Linked DNA regions of Mus musculus: region 2 is linked to region 1. A link is a loop called in an ENCODE intact Hi-C map of the cell type or tissue named here. Cell type or tissue: left cerebral cortex. All regions are shown on one strand.

What was found. A loop is a pair of places that touch in the nucleus more often than their neighbours do. Peaks named below come from ENCODE experiments on the same cell type or tissue, not always from the same donor. Only the 100,000 strongest peaks of a DNase experiment are listed, where the experiment ranks them.
Region 2: it touches region 1 in a loop (2.7-fold over the local background); 10 of 42 quality-filtered maps call a loop at or near these places.

What each region holds. Positions count from the first base shown.
Region 1 is chr14:69,025,881-69,033,880 of GRCm38, reverse strand. Stc1 (stanniocalcin 1) reads right to left here and starts at 4,592. Exons shown (of 4, transcript NM_009285.3): 1 at 4,374-4,592; 2 at 2,236-2,378; 3 at 1,436-1,647. The coding sequence starts at 4,491. It overlaps Gm41192 (a long non-coding RNA gene), which reads left to right and starts at 3,391. Exons shown (of 4, transcript XR_003951016.1): 1 at 3,391-3,685; 2 at 3,881-3,999. In left cerebral cortex, a CTCF peak has its summit at 5,090; DNase peaks (open chromatin) are centred at 4,469, 4,863, 5,759, 7,871 and 4 more places; H3K4me3 peaks cover 1,927 bases; H3K27ac peaks cover 691 bases.
Region 2 is chr14:69,130,629-69,138,628 of GRCm38, reverse strand. No RefSeq gene overlaps it. Among named protein-coding and RNA genes, the nearest start is that of Nkx2-6, 37 kb to the left of the region's middle. In left cerebral cortex, a CTCF peak has its summit at 4,457 (motif pointing right); a DNase peak (open chromatin) is centred at 1,743.

The DNA of each region.
Region 1 (8,000 bases):
CTCTGTAGCTTCCTTTCTACCATGACTCTCTCATCACAAGGGAGAATGAGGCTTGAACTGAAATAGCCAACTCTGTATAGCCTTGAAATCGGCTACCTGCCACTTTAGAGATCCTATGTGTATAGGATCTTTAACAATCTAAACTTGTACTGACTCTGCTAACACACCTCCCTTTAAAATGCTACATAATTACATCTTTTGTGCCTAACCATTGTCCAAGCAAGAACTCTTCATCTCTTCCCCCTATGGCAAAGGGTTAGTCTACAACAACCAGTGAAGTATTAACCCTTCCCTCCCTCAACAAGAATCTTCCTAGGAGAATTGTTAAAATTGAGGTTGATATAGAAAGACAAGATATTTGAGGAAAACGGAGTTGATTTTTCCTGTTCTGAAAAGTCAGATAGACTTGCATTCAAGGGCTGTATGGTAGTTGAGAATGGCTCCTATATGTCACAGAAGTTTCATGTTAGGGGTAAAGACAGCTGTCTGTCTCAGAAGGATGGGGTTATTTGGCTAGGAGAGTCATCAGCTTAGATGTGTGATAACTCTTAGGGGACCAGAGTAACAGAACTATTCCTTGTGAATACATAGAGACTTGGTGGGAGAGTCAGGGAATCATGGGATTTCATCCATTCATAGGATTTGGCTTCGAGCATCTCCGCAGGCTGTTGACAACTGACTTATAGTTAACTACTGATTCTGTCTGTCTATGTACTACCCAAGCATCATCCCTCACCTCTTGCTAGACATCTTTGATACCCACAGTGGACCAGGATGCAGGATCTCTTACATATCAGGGGTTCATTCCTATTTGGCAAAGGCTTCAAAACCAATGACACAGGCAGGCCTGGAGGTCAGATGGTGTGAACCCAGTAGCTTTGGGTCACCTGAGATGCAAATGATACTTGGGTAGCCACCAGCTTTTCCTTCTGGGAAATCTTGGGCTAGTGGGTTGGGTTGACATAATGCTTTGAAGGGAATACAAGAATGGCTCCCTGAAGCCATTTTACTTTTCATAGAGTAAAATGAATCTGGTTCTGCGTAAATAAGATGACTTGTTCTGGAGATAAGATCATTAGTTACTGAAATATCTGGCTTTGGGACTAACTCCAAATATACAGATTTAATAAAAGTCTGCATTTTGACATTTGACTAAGTTTTTTTCCCCCCATGGCCTATTATTCTGTTGCTCAGTCATTGTTTCAGCCAAACCTGATGTCTCAAAAGGTACTTTCCAGAAGCTTCCTTGTTTCCTTCAGGCTTATGGTAAGAACTGGACAGAGAAACTCACCCAGGAAAACTGCAAACCATCTCTCTGCTAGCTGTGTAGGAAGATTGTTATAACACCAGAGGGAAAGATTGCTACTCTGGTTATGGTGGCCAACCCCCACCCTACCCCCCCCCCCATGCTGTGAAGAAGAGGACCCTCGGGTACCTGTTGGAGAAGTGATTGGGCAGCTGTATGACTTCAGTGATGGCTTCCGGGTTGCGCTTGGCGATGCTGCAAACGTTAAGCTTGCTGTAGCAGTCCTCCTGCACCTCGGCGATCATCCTCTGGAAAGTCGAACACCTCCGAATGGCAAGGAATACCTTGGAGGTGATCCCATTGGCGATGCACTTTAAGCTCTCTTTGACAAATGCTTTTCCCTGCCAGGGATAAGAAGATAAGCATGAGTTTGACCTTCTAAAAGAGGTCTGGGTCTATGACACAGGAGTCTTTCAAGGGGACACAGCATGGCTGAGAATCAAAAGAGAAAAATCTCTTCTCTCTTGGACTATCTTGAACACTCAGCTCCACGGACAGGAAACGAGATAGGAGAGAGACATCATCAACTCCTCCCAGATGTGAAGATGGTCAGAATCAGTTTTATGTTCTTGGGGTTAAGACTGGTAACTGGGAATTTCAGATAGCATGCCAGGTCACTCAGAGGAGGACATTTTTATTTCCTCTCAAAGCAAAAATGCTTTTCTGCTAATCATCCCTCATATTATAAGCCAGCCTCTGCCAACCCTTTATTCCTGGTCTAAACTTGGTGTGCATATGCCCCCAACCTGTGTTGGTGTATCTGTGCGCATACACACACGCATGCGTTCTGGAGCATGTTTGCAAGCCTGGGATGAGCCTGGTTAGAAGGCTGGGGAGCAAGGTTGGCTTTTGGGGCTCTTAAGAAGAGTAACAAGCACTCTGTTAAAAAGACAAGCAGCCAGTGGGAGCTAAAGGCAAGGTCCAGTTACCTGAGTGTCAAATTTAGCAGCACTGTACAAGAAGGATTTACAAATGTCGTACATCCCATCTGTGTCACATGTGGAGTTTTCCAGGCATGCAAAAGCCCCGCAGCCAACCTGCAGGGCACTGTTGAGGCAGCGAACCACTTCAGCTGGAAGAGACAAGCAGAACCAGTCTGGGTCAAGCCAAGGGGGCTCTGGTAGAATCCAGTAGGTGTAAAAGTCTAATACCAAGGGCACATGATCTTAACTTACCCTCGGAATTTGATTTGGGATTCCATTAAATACAACAATTGGAAGAAAATTGGGGTGAGAAAGAGGTTGGGGGAAGGACGTTTTTCCTTCTGAGACTCATGATAGGGGTAGTGTCTTCTCCCTTAGGCACGTGCTCTCTCTGGGTCTCACCCTTCTATGCATTTTGATGGCTAGAGAATTAAGGATAGAGACCTTGTAATGCATAGTGTCTTCTGTTGGTGACAGGAATCAAAGGCTGTCCCTTGGAACTTGAGAGCTTGGGTAGGCTGTAGGCAGTGACTGAAGGTCAGGCTCATGATGGAGTTGGGGGAGGACCAGAGAGAATCTATCTGCCCTCTGAAAAATGCAGTCTAGAGTAAAAAGCATGGTATTTTAACCCAAATGGCAGAGAATAATTTGCTGAGTCCATTTGGAGGGAGACCCTTCCCAAAGAGAGCTTTTAACCCATGAAGGCACTGGCAGACAAGGAATCTGAGCCCTTTGTATCCACCCAGCCCCCCAACCACCGTCCAGCGCTTAGAGGTATGAATAATCTCTCATATTAAAAAGGCTTCTTTTCAAAAAAGGAGAAACACAGGTGTGGAGTGACGGGTTCAAGGCACTCCTTGTGAAAGGCTGGAAGAAAACCGCAAAGAACTTGCACCGGGTTTTCTGCATTCTGGATAAGATCTGCCATAAAAGTAATTTCTCTCCCACAGAAGGAGGGGTGTTCTGGCAGGCAGCTCGGCAAGCAATGATCTGTAGCCTTCATACCGTAGGATTCTCCTCCCAGATCAAAAGCATGGTTTGGTTAGGTTAGGCTTCCCCGCCCCCCCTCCCACCACCCGCAGCCTCTGGGATGTTACAAGTCATTTCCCTAATTATATATTTCCACGGGTTCAAATTATAACTTTGCTTTAAGCAGTTTTAATATGCATTAGGGCTGCTATTGTTTTAGGCAAGCTCGAATTGTGAATCACGGCATCGCTATAGCAACTAAGTACAAAAGGAAGCCAGGCAAAAGGCCTCCTCTGGCAGGGACCTGCGCTCTTCCAAGGGGGAGCATCTGCAGCATTTTGACACCTGCGGGGTCCCATCTCTGTTAACAGTTGGGGAGAGGAGTTTGCGAGGATCTAGAAGTCAAGGGACATAGGGGTCCTAATGCTTCTTTGCCTCCGGAGGCCAGGACCATATACAGTTAACTGGTGCGGGAGTCGGGCGGAAAGTAAGACCTTCCCCATGGAGAAAGAAATGCTTCGTTTTACAAATGCACTTCCTTCTAGGGACCACGGGCTGCATGGGCGATTGAATGGAGCCTCTGAGAGCGAGGAAGGAGACAGGCAGGCTTATAGGGAACGGGGTGTGTAGGTCCTCCCACCCCTTTTCTGAATGCGCCCTGAAAAAAATTTCTTTTTTTCAGACTTGAGGATTATGGTTCCACAAATCAGTGTGAGGAGGGGGCTTGTCTGTGTGCTGTCTGGAGAGGTAGAGAAGTCAAGTTACAAGGTCTTAAAGGAGCAGGGAGAGGCATGGCAGCAGGTAAGCCACTCATTACCTTAACACAAGCTTGTGGAGTAGAGAGAGCCGCTGTGAGGCGTGCCAACATTCAAGCCTTTCCCCGCCCCCTCCCCCCAACAAGAGGGTACGTGCCAGATTTCAGGCAATCAGGCTAGGCTTATGCAATGAAATACCCTCAGCAGAGCGCCCAGCTTCTTCGTTAGTTGCATGCAATTTATTAAACAAAGGAACTCCACTTCCTAAGGCTATAGGATTACACTGGCAGTTCATTATCACCAGGCATGAAGCACATTTATTACTGAGATCAGCCGTCACAGAGACACATGCAAAAGTGAGAGAGGCAAATGAGGACAGATCTTTGGGGGGAGAAACCGGTCCTGGGTTTTCTTGCTTACCTGAATTTTGAGCCGCCACCCGGGATTTTCTGGGGCTCACAGAATCATTTTGTTCCGCCTCGTGCGCTGCAGCTGCACTGATGACCAGCGCCAGAATCACTGCTGAGTTTTGGAGCATTCTCTGAGAAGTTTCCGCTAAGTTGTTGGCTTTTTTTTTTCCTCCCCCCCTTTCCTCTTTCCCTCTCCCGGCTTGAGTGAAGATGTGGATCTGGATATACTGAAAGCTTAGGTGAGGATTTGAGGAAGAATTTGTCTGTGTGTGTGTGTGTGTGTGTGTGTGTGTGTGTGTGTGTGTGTGTGTGTGGCTGGCTGGCTGGCAGGCGGCTGCTGCTGCTGCTGTTGCTGCTGCTGCTGCTTCTTGCACCTCTGGCTTTTGCAAACTGGGGGCCCAAGAGCTGCACCCAGGGATTTTATAGCCGTCTTATCGGTCCTCAGGATCAGGGACCAATCAGATCCTTCAACTGGTCCGTTTAGCCAATAGGCAGGCACGCTTATTCAGCTGGAGCTTTTTGACTTCTTAGAAATATTTTCCAGCAAATTGAAAGTACCTGCTGCCAATGATTTATATGTGTGTGCGTGTGGCTGTGTGCACAGGGATTGTGTGGAAAAGCTATTTTCACACGCTGAAGTGATAACTCTGTATTGATCAAGCCAAAAGGAAAATCACTTGAAAAGCCCTTCAAGGTACTTGTGAAATTCATCTTTAATTTTTTTTTTAAATGAGCCACTAGGAGGAATGCATGTTGGATGCTTGGTAGGGAGATGTGATGCAGATTTGAATTTAATCACACTATAGCAACTCTCTAATTTTAGCAGGCTGTTCTCTGTAAGAGCTCAACATCATTTTTTTTTTTTTTTTTTTTTTGCATTTGCGCGTTCACTTACAGTATGCAGCTATAATTCCTTGCTGAGATCTGTGGACACCCTGAATTCTTACTGCTATGTGAGCCATGGCAGAAGGCTGTATGCCTGTGCATGAGCCCAGTGAACGGAGGTTGGGTAGCTCTAGCTCTCAGCTTTTCCCTCAGCTCTCCTAGGTATTAAATCTATGACCTTGGCCACGTCCTTTCACCTTGCTCTTCCACTTCTCAAATCTTATTCCATACACCTCTAAAATAATATGATTCACCTGAAACATCATGCAGCCCAGGCTGAACTTGATGTCTAGCTGAGGGTGACCTTGAACTCCTGTCCTCCTGCCTCCATCTTTCCACCCTGAAATAACAGACATCTGTCACTGTGTGGTTCTGGGGATTGAGCCCACAGCTTCATGCACACTGGCCCGCGCGCTCTATTAACTGGCTACATCCCTAGTCCTGGATCACCACCAACAGTGTTTTCTTAGTCACCAGAGGCTCTGCCAATCCTAGGAGTGTTGGTTACTGTCTGTGCACACACGCACAACTACTCCTCACACGACACTCCACAGAGGGACATGGCAAATGCCTGGAAATTAATAAACTGTGGATTCAAGCCCGGCAGCATCGTAATCACATTGAAACAATGAGCTGGTCAAAGCAAGACTAAACCTGCTGGGTAAACCAGTTCACTTCTTGGGGGTTGGGGAAGAGGCAGGGGGCGGGACTGGGAAGAAAGGGTAGGGAAAGACCAGAATGTGTAGGAGAGGAGACTGATAAACTGGAGACTTAATGGGAAAATTATAGTGGAATCACAAATCATGCCCAGTAGAGTAGCTCCTATTTTCTTATAAGTGGAGTGTGGGCAACAGGAAGGCTTGTCCTTAAGTTATGAAGGAGGTTAATGATCCTTGAGAGGACTTCTCAGGGTAGGAAGGTGGTCATTAAAGGGTGGGGTGAGGCAAAAGGATTAACAATAAAACATCGAACATTTTTCAGGAGGTAAGTACAAAAGGGTCTCTGGTTGTTCTGTGGACTGGGACAGCATGGGCTTGAAAAGAAACAGAGCCAGTGGCTTCAGGTTCAGTCCTGAAACTTCGCATGAAAACTTAAAAAAAATAATTCTGTTATTACAAATCACATCCAGAATCAGGTCTGTCTTTGAGTGTCTCTCTCTCTCTCTCTCTCTCTCTCTCTCTCTCTCTCTGTGTGTGTGTGTGTGTGTGTGTGTGTGTATGTGTGCAGCAAGTAGGTTTGCTTAAGGTGACTTATAGCTCATTCTTAAAAAAAAAAGATTGTTAGAAAAAGCAGGGATGTTTGCTACGACAAGGCTTGAAAAAATAAAAGACAGAAAATATATTAAAAATTGGAAAATTCCATGTAATTTCATGTTTCAGTTAGTTAATCTCATCTTTTGATTGATTGAATGTATAAACTACTTAATTTGCCCATTGCAGCCTTTGTTCATTAATGGTATTGTCGTTTCTCCAGTACTAATTCGAGTACTGCATGGTATGTCAGGAATTATAAAAGTGAGAGTGTCTAGAAAGCAATCATGATTCTAACCTGGGGCATCTGAAATTTAGTTGGGAAGATGACCAACCTTGGGACACCTTCTACAAGTTCAAAATCTAGAACTTTGCCTGAGAGACAGCTAGAGATTTGAGGGAGGTTTCCTGGAAAGACCTACAAGAAGTGAGCATTTAAATTAGGGGGGTGGGGGAGGGAAGTGATGCCAGCTTGTGTTTCATGAAATTCTTACTCTGGGAATCTCTGAGGTCGATTGTTGATGGTTTTATGCAGGAATAGAGCATATATGGCATTGCAGACTAGATCATGCAGTGTTACCTTTCAAAGAAGGCAGAAGAGCATAGGTGCAAGGTTTACCAGAAGGTCTAGACTTCCATTCCTCAGCAGTCTCTGCTTCCCTAGTCATTGTGCACTGTTCAAGGATCTACACTTGACCTCTGGCTGGTCCACTAGCTTGGAAGGGTGATTGCTTTCCTCTGACAATCCAGTTTCTTTTCCCAGTTCTCTGAAGCTCTTACCAGAACACAATGTCCTATAACTATCAGGAAGTGTGTGTGTGTGTGTGTGTGTGTATGTGCATGTGTGTATGACATTAACTTTTCACTTATTATGCTTATTAACAGCTATATATCCAAAGGTTAGTTGCTAATTGTGCCAAGTGTTTCACGATGAAAGGCAAACAATCGAGGAAATACAATGATGATCAGCCATACTAGTGTGTAAGGGAAGTGCACAGGTGCCTCTGTACTCAAGGATGTCAAGGGAGGAAGTTGATGGCAGACATGAGTACTCAAAGCCAAGTTCCTTCCCAGAAGCCCATAATTTGAGCGCATCTGAACATCTACCATCACTGTGCTGTGTGCTAGACTTTGAGATGGTGGGTCTAGAAACCCTGTGTCGATTGATAGATGAGTTCTTTTGCAACTTTCCCCTGGGGTTTGAGAGAATACAGAAGAATCTGGAGGTTGGTTTTCAGAGTTTGAGTTTTATCTTATAACAGGAGGCATTAGGGCTCTTTAACAGGAAGGTTATGCTTGGGGAAGAGCTTGTCAGCATCCAGGCAGCAGCTTGCAAAAGAAAGGTAGGAGCTTCATAAGCATTTGGGTTGCTGAGATTGCTATGGTGACAGGAAGAAAGGCAGGAGGATTGATATAAGAGGTGCTTTGAATAAATGAATCTTAGGAACCAACCTGAGGATGTTCTTGGAAAAGACCCCTTTTCAAGTTAGGTAAGCCATGTA
Region 2 (8,000 bases), 100 kb before region 1:
CCTGGCTGGGGTGCCTGGCTATGAATTCGGTCATCTGGGGGCTTCCAGTGTTAGGGACACCAAGGGTTAATGGTGTGATGGAAATAACTCAGCGTTTCAAGTCTGGAATGCACTGGGTAACTGTGGACAAATGGGAGATTGCCAGTTTTGTCGATGTCTTGGGAGATTTGTTACACAGCAATAGATAGCTGATGTGGCATTGTGAGCCACCATTGTATCTGCATGTTCAACAGCTGGCCATTGCTTGGCTCACCATGTTCTAGGCTGGATTTGTACAGTCACAGCCCTCCTGTACCCAGGTCCCTATTCCTCCAGCCTGGAAATAGTGACTCCCCCTCCCTGATCTAGAAAAATACAACTAACCTTGACTTTCCCCCTTCTTGACATTCTTGAGTGCCTCCTGTTACACTTTGCCTTTTGTAGATGGCTGCTTAGTGCAAGTAATTAAAAACTTCTCAAAGGTAAGAGTTATATGCAGTACTAAGTGGGACTAAATAGTCATTAAACTGCAGGGCCTGGAGAGGTGGCTCAGTGGTTAAGAGCACTGATGCCTTTTTCTGGTGTGTCTGAAGAGAGAAACAGTGTATTATTATACATTCATTCAATCAATCAATCAATCAATCAATCAATCAATCAATATTTAAAAAAAAGAACGAGTACCCAGTGTTTCAGGTTCTGATCTAATTATGGGAAACACTGGAGAGAGATATTTTCTTTCTCTTTTGAGGCTCTGGGCCTTGTACATTCTCAAAAAGAGCCCTATCCCTGAGCTCCATCCTAGCTGGTCAGATTCCATTGAGATGGGTGGTTTGCAGCACCTGTGTACGCCCTGTTCCTGCAGGTCAGAGACATCAGGGAGAGCTGGAGGGAGACCTGCCCCTGCCAGAGACTTATGCTGAGGTCCAGGATGCTACCATTTCTCTGAACCTCAGTTTCTATGGTGATATTAGTCTCAGGAGTTAATGTTAGGACAGTATTTGGTAACAGCCAAGAAACACCTCTCTTTAGACCAACAAGTATTCTGTTCTTTCTTGCAATTGACTATGGAGTCTGCCTCACTGCAGTGACCCACCTTGAACATGGCATCCACCCCAGCTTCCACCCCAAACATGTTCTGGGTAGATAGTTCTGCCTGGGTAAGAAATGTTTCGACCACCAGGCCAAGGGTTGGGTGTTTCAGAGGTGAGGACAGCATGATGGTATAGGGAGCACCATATGATTCAGGTGGACCACGCGATGCCCAGGGCCACAGCATTCCCACACTCACTTGGTTCCATTAGTTCTTTCCAAAGACAAAACTCTGGTTATATGTCTTTCTTCCCCATCCCCTCCTCGGTGACTTTCTGAACACTCACTCATAGGCATTGTTTCAAGTGTGAGTGTTAGATTTGCTGGGAAGAAGCCCCAGGATAGCAAGAAGCCGCTGACTGGGTTCAGGGCATCATGCCTGTCTTGTTCTGAGTGGCACAAAAAGCAAGTGGCTGTCATCAGTGACTGGCTTAGCAGGGTGGCGCTTCGGTTTTATTCTCTTCTAGAGAAGATCTGAGACAGCAAAGATAAATGGAGGCAAAGCCCAGGTCAGGCTCTGCAGACTGTGCTGGTGTCTGTGACACTCTGTCCTTGGTCTGTACATTGTCATAGACACTACAGCTGAGCTGTGCGTGTCACCCTGGACTCCCGAGGAGAGAGCAGACCATGAGCGAGCTGCTGTGTGTGGGATGCTGAGTTAGATTCACACAATTTCTTCCCCATATGTTCTCTGCTGGGACTCGCACACCTGCTGGATCCTAGGGGTGGAGGACAAGGCTGTACAAACAGAGAGGATTCGATGCAGAGTTGAAGTCTTGTGGATGAAGAAAGTCCTTGTTGCGGTGGAAGACTGAAGGGTTGGGTTGTCCCAGTGCCTGGTAGAACAGGCCCACATGGTAGTCTGGTCACCGCTTTGTGGTAAGATTGAGAAGGGCCTTTTGGCCCCTGGTTGTTCATCTAACCGCATAGGTACGGTACACCTTGCTCTGGAGTGGATCCTCTGCTGTCCTCGAGCTTGGCGACGTTCTGGATGCTTAGATGCATACCTTTGAGTCTCTACACCGTTGCTCTGTGTAAGGCTGCTGGCTGCTAGGGGTACCACCTAGTGGTGATACCCCTTGCTAGTGATGCCAAAGAGACAGTGGGGGGCTGCACCTGTGCTCCAGGAGCAGGAAGGCAGTTCGAGGGGGTTTAGGAGCCAGGTTCCTTGTGCTGATGGCTCAGATTGCCATCACTGGTGTGCTAGGCTCTGAGGGAGTGAGCATCTGGGGACCCTCACCCCAAACCCTGCTTGTATTTTTAGCCAGAATCTGAGAGGGTTAGAGAGGAAATGGGTCATGTATCATAGGCAAAATCCCTCCTTCAAGGCAGGAATGGGGGCTGGTGAGATGGAGATGCGAGCAATGACACGCAGAAGACCCCCTCCTCCGCCCCTCTCTCTGATTGCTGCCTTTCCCCCCTCTTCTACTTCCATGCCTCACAAAAGGGAAGTGATGTCATCGCATATGTGCACGCCTGCCCTTCGTGTGTCGCCTCTGGGTCACCATTTCCTGTTTCTGAGTCATCAGGAAGGTAATTTCCCCCTGATGTTCACTATCCCCCCAGGATACTGTCATCACTCACAACCCCTTCCCCCACCCCACTGGCCTCTCCTCTCCTTTCCATAAGAACAACAAGAGACCCTGTCTTCAAAATAAAATCACTAAACTAAACAGTGCACAGCTGTCGGTGAGCTGCTGCGAGCTCACTGACTGTGCAGTGGATCTCAGCCCTCAGAGTTCTCTGGTGATGCCTGAGGGCCTTGACCAGTTCGGATATTTGAATCCGAGCGAGGATGGGTCTCAAGTGCCTCTGTCCTAGACCCCACCTGGGAAATGACATGGGAGAACTCTGGCTGTTCTCCGAGATACCCCAGGAGGCATGGGGTAGCACTGGAAGGGGTGTGTCCCATCAGCTGAAGCAGAACCCCAGGGGCTGGCTCTGTGGGCATCCTTCCCTGATCTTTCTTCTCCCTCCTCTGCTTCTGTCCTTCCTCTTTCCCCTCTTCCTTCCCTCCCTTCCTCCTTTCTTCCACCCTTCTCCCTTCCTTCTTTCCTTCCTCTTTTCCTCCCCCTTCCTTCTTTTATAAGGGAGAGCTTATAACCCTCCCTTCTTTTTCCCTCCCTCCCTTTCTTCCTCCATTTTCCTTCCTCTTTCCCTTCTCCCTTTCTCCCACCTTCTTTCCTTCCTCTTTCCCTCCCCTCTTTCCCTTCCTCCCTTTATCTCTCCTCCCTCCTTCCCTCCTACCCTTCCCTCCCCCTTTTCTCCCTTCTTTGCTCCCTTCCTTCCTTCCTTCCTTCCTTCCTTCCTTCCTTCCTTCCCTCCCTCCTTCCTTCCTTCCTTCTGTTCACCTTCAATCATGTCCTTTACTTTCTTCCACTTTTCTCTGGTTTCCTCAGGAAGGGTTTGACTAGTGGGATATGTGCTCAGAGTTTAACAGTTCACTTAATAAACACTTATAAAGTATCTAATATAAGCCAGGTGTGTAGCTAAACCAGATGTGTAGCTAGGTTCCAGGGTTAAGAGGTGCTTAACTATCCCCCTAGGAGTCCCTCCCATTTGGTAGGGGACCCAGAGACTGATAATTGATATTGGATGGGGGAAAAATCCCCTAATGACGACAACTCAGAGAGATGTGGGACACAGAGAGTAGACCTCATAGTATAACTGGGACCTTGTAGATGATCCTAGAGCATCCAAGCAGAGGTGCACCAGAGCATTGCTAGAATAGTTTCTAAGCAATTTGGTGACTGCTGGATAAAGCTGGATTAGGAAATGAGAATAAGCAAGGTACTGGCCACAGGCTGATCTCCAGTGATATTGACAGAGCCCTAAGAGTCCTTATTAGGGGTGGGGGTTCAGAGAGCGCTTTTTGCGGGGGGGGGAGAGGAGTTTAAATTGTTTCCCCTTTTTTACTTTTATGCATCATTTAAAAATTTGTATTCATATTTTGGTATATGGTAGAATATTTATGCATTATTTTTTTCTTGGATCAGGAGAGGCATGTGGTAGCCCCTGGGCCTCCCTTTTCTTGGTGGAAGAAGGAGTGAAGGCTGGTTTGCTGACGGGGATTGAGATAGGCATAGAGTAGCAGGGACATCTGGCACATGAGCTAGGATCAAGAGCAATGGACATACAGGCCTCCCAAACCCTGTTGTCCAAGGAGTCCCCACCACCACCACCACCACAAGAGCAACGGACAGTACAGACCTCCCAAACCCTGCGGCCCAAGGAGTCCCCCCTCAAGTGTCATAGAAAATTCCAACAGAAAAAAAAACCAAGAGAGCTTATTAATTTAAAAATTTTAGTCTTATGTGTATGAGCCTTACATATTTTGTTTGTTTCCTATATGTCTGTGCATCACATGTGTGCAGTTCCTGCAGAGGCCAGAAGAGGGCGCTGGAGTTAGAAACGGTTGTTAGGTTATCATGCGGGCTTGAAGACATGAATATAGGTCCTCTATAAGAGCAGCTAATGATCCTAAATGCAGAGTCATCTCTCTAGCCCTTTATTTATTTTCTGAGATGGCTATTTTGCCTTGTTTGGCCCCATGTTTCTGAGCTCAAGCGATCCTCCTGCTTCAGCCTCTCAGTAGCTAGTACTGTGGGTGAGCACCACATTTGGCAGCTCAGAGAAGCTCGTCATGGGCTCAGGTCTGTCCAGGAATACCACCTTCTATCCTTGTGTCTAGCACCCCAGTCTAGCCTGCATATGTGACATGTGACTTTGTTACAGCCGTGGCCACTCATGGACAGAGGCCTGGATTTGGAGAATATAGTTGTCCAGTCTTGATACAGCACTGTTGAGTTGTGTGCTATAGGCAGGCTGGTGGTGACTTCATCCACTAAGGAGATATGATCCCAGGGACTGAGGTGAATGAGCATGGGCGAGAGTGACTCAGGGATCCTGGTCTCCATGAAGGGTCCCTTGTGTTCACTGCAGGGGTGTGGCGCCATGGGTTAGCCCTTCCGATGCTCTCCCCTTGGCTGCTCACACTCTAGTCTAAACCACCAGAGTTGTCCCCTGTCCCTTTAATCCTAATCCCTTTTCCAATCATTCTTTAGTGGTGAGAAACTATCAGGTGTCTGGTCCTGCCTAGCCCCGCCCCTCCTCCTGTGTGAGCGTGCTGGGCACAGCAGGCCAGATACAGTTTCATGCATTATTTGGGGCTCACTCACAGGGTATTTTGGAAGCATGGCTTTGTGAAGCTCTGAGAGCCTGGTTGAATCTTATGCAATTGCTCCAGTCTGGGGCACCAGGGTGACAGCCTCCTGTAGCAGATGATGCCAAGCTGGGAAGAGAACGCTTGCTGGGAAAGCGAATGAAACTGAACTTCTTAGGGTCTGGGCAGGATGGAGGGGTGAGAGGGGAAGAAAGGGAGGGTCACTCAGTCTGAGTAGGTGCGGCAGAGTGTGCCTCAAAGCTCAGTTTGCTTCTGATGACCCTGTTCCCAAAGCAGCAAGCTTTTCCCTTTATTTTTTTTAAAGATTTATTTATTTTTTTAAGTGTGTGTGTGTGTGTGTGTGTGTGTGTGTGTGTGTGTGTGTGCAAGCGCATGTGTCCTCAGAGTCCAGAAGAGGGTGTTGAATCCCCTGGAGCTACCTGATGGCGCTATGGTGCTCAGGAACTCTGGAAGAGCAGCCTGTGCTCTTAACCATTGAGCTATCTCACCAGCCTCTTGTAGTAGGATTTCTAAGGAAAGGAAGGGCAAGAGAAGGGTGACAGGTAAAGGTGTGCTGTCAAAGGAAGTGTAAGTGGGAGAGCCAGTTCCCAGCCCAGATCTGGCCTCACAGTGGTTGCTGGGCACCCCCTTCCTCCCATCTACGCTTCTCTCCTTTCCCACTCTTTTCAGTTCTGGCAATTGAAGCTGGGACCTTACACACACACACACACACACACACACACACACACACACACACTCTATTGTCAAGCAGTAGCCTCATCCTCTAAGGCCATTTCTTACATTTCTTAATTTCTTAAAGCCATTTCTTACATTTCTTACATTTCTTACATTATTTGAGTGCTTTATAGCAGCACTCAAATGTTCTATTCGTTCAACCTCTAAAACATGTCTCAATTATGCCCACTGCTTGTACATAAAGGAGGTGCCCAGCCAGGAAGCCACTATATTTTATCTAGCAACTTCCATACTTTCATTGGCCTGTTTCAGTCCCCCTTCAATGTGTTCCCTACATGGATGCTCCAGAGACACCACTTTAGAAAGCAAGTTGGCTCAGCTCATGTTCCTAACTAAGACTGTTGCTCACAACGCACTTGCTGCATCTTGCCATAACTGCTCACCTTGGCCTGCAGGGTCTGCCCAAGCTGGCTCTGTTTTCTCATTGGCTCTTCAACGCATTACACAATCTCACCAGTGTCACGGTCGTTACTGGACACATTCCAGCAGCACCACATGCCATGCCCGATTCTTCTCGGATCCAGGACCTTTACACACGTTGTCTTTACCTTGAATTCTTCCTGCCTTGGCCTGCCAAGATCTGGGGTTGCAGACATCTGCCACCAAGCAGGGCTCACACATATTGCTTTGTAAATGAAAGAGGCTCCCTTTGATCTTCATCTAGCCAATTCTTTCCCTCTGTTTGGGTATCAATTTATGTTCTGGACGGGAGGGTAGGGTAGGGTAGGGGAGACTACTGGACCTAAGCTAAACCTTCCCCATTGCCTAGGGTTTCTTGGCAGGATGCGTTTACTTTTCTATTGCTGTGATAAAACACCCTGACAAAAACCATTTAAGGGAGAGTTTATTTTGGATTATGGTTTCAAAGAGATGTAGTCCATCCTACCGAGAAAGGCAGCAGGCGCACAGGATGAGATGTCAGGGGCAGGAGGCTGGCTGGTCACACTGCATTCACACCCAGGAAGCAGAGATTGAACAGGAAGTGAATAGGGCTGGGCTGTGAAGACTTCAGTTAGACCTCCAACCACCCACTTCCTCTGGCGAGGCGCTACTTGCCAAAGGTTCTACAGCTTTCTCCAGCAGCACCGCAGCTGGTGGCCAAGTGAGTCTGTGGGGGAACAAACCACCAAGGTAGGCAAGGAAAGGAACACTGCGGAGTCCAAAGGTCCCGTGATTGTAAAGGTGGGGAGGACACAAGCCGGCCATGATGAGCTTCTTTGGCCTGAATATGGAGAAGAACTTCCTCACGGGACCCTTTATAGAGCTCACTGGCTAATGAAAATGAACAGCTTGGCCTTCGCCAACAAGTCTCATGAGTAAGGGCGGACAGTTCAGACAGACATTGTGTGCTCCAGGACTCTCCTCCAGGGCTTCAAGGAGGAAGGTACGAGCTAATATGTCTGGTCAGGAGGCTTTGGAGTAGCTGGAGGGATAGATGCAAGAATTAACCATGAGAGAAATAGCTGTGGGGAGGAAATCCTGTCTGGTCTGGCATTTTTCTAATCCCTGAAGATTACTGTCTGTATCCACAATATACCCGGCTACTGTGGTGTCCTGGATACTGGTGTCTTTGTTGTTTATTTTTAAATTAGTTTTTTTTTTTTAAGACTTTCTGTTTATGTGTCTGTGTCTGTGTGAATGTGCGGGGCCGGAAGCGTGCTTTGGTTTTGCTGCAGTTGGGGCTATAGGTAGTGGTGCGCTGTCTGTCCTGAATGCTGGGCCCTGGAGCTGTCCATCCTCTGGAAGAGGAAGCACTCCTAAAGGCTGAGCCATGTCTCCAGTCCCCTCTAGTGTAGCTCTTAGGTGAATCCTCAAAGGGAATAATTCCTGAATATACCTTTTCCTTTTCGTTCAAACTCTACTAAAGTTGCCTTACAGGGCCCTGGTCCAAGGTCCTGAGCAAGGCATCCAGACAGAAAGAACAGTTGTTTAGTATGACACCTTTCTTAGTCCTGCGACCCTGACTCTCGCGTAGCCAGTGTCTGACTCATCTGCCTACATTTGAACCTGGATT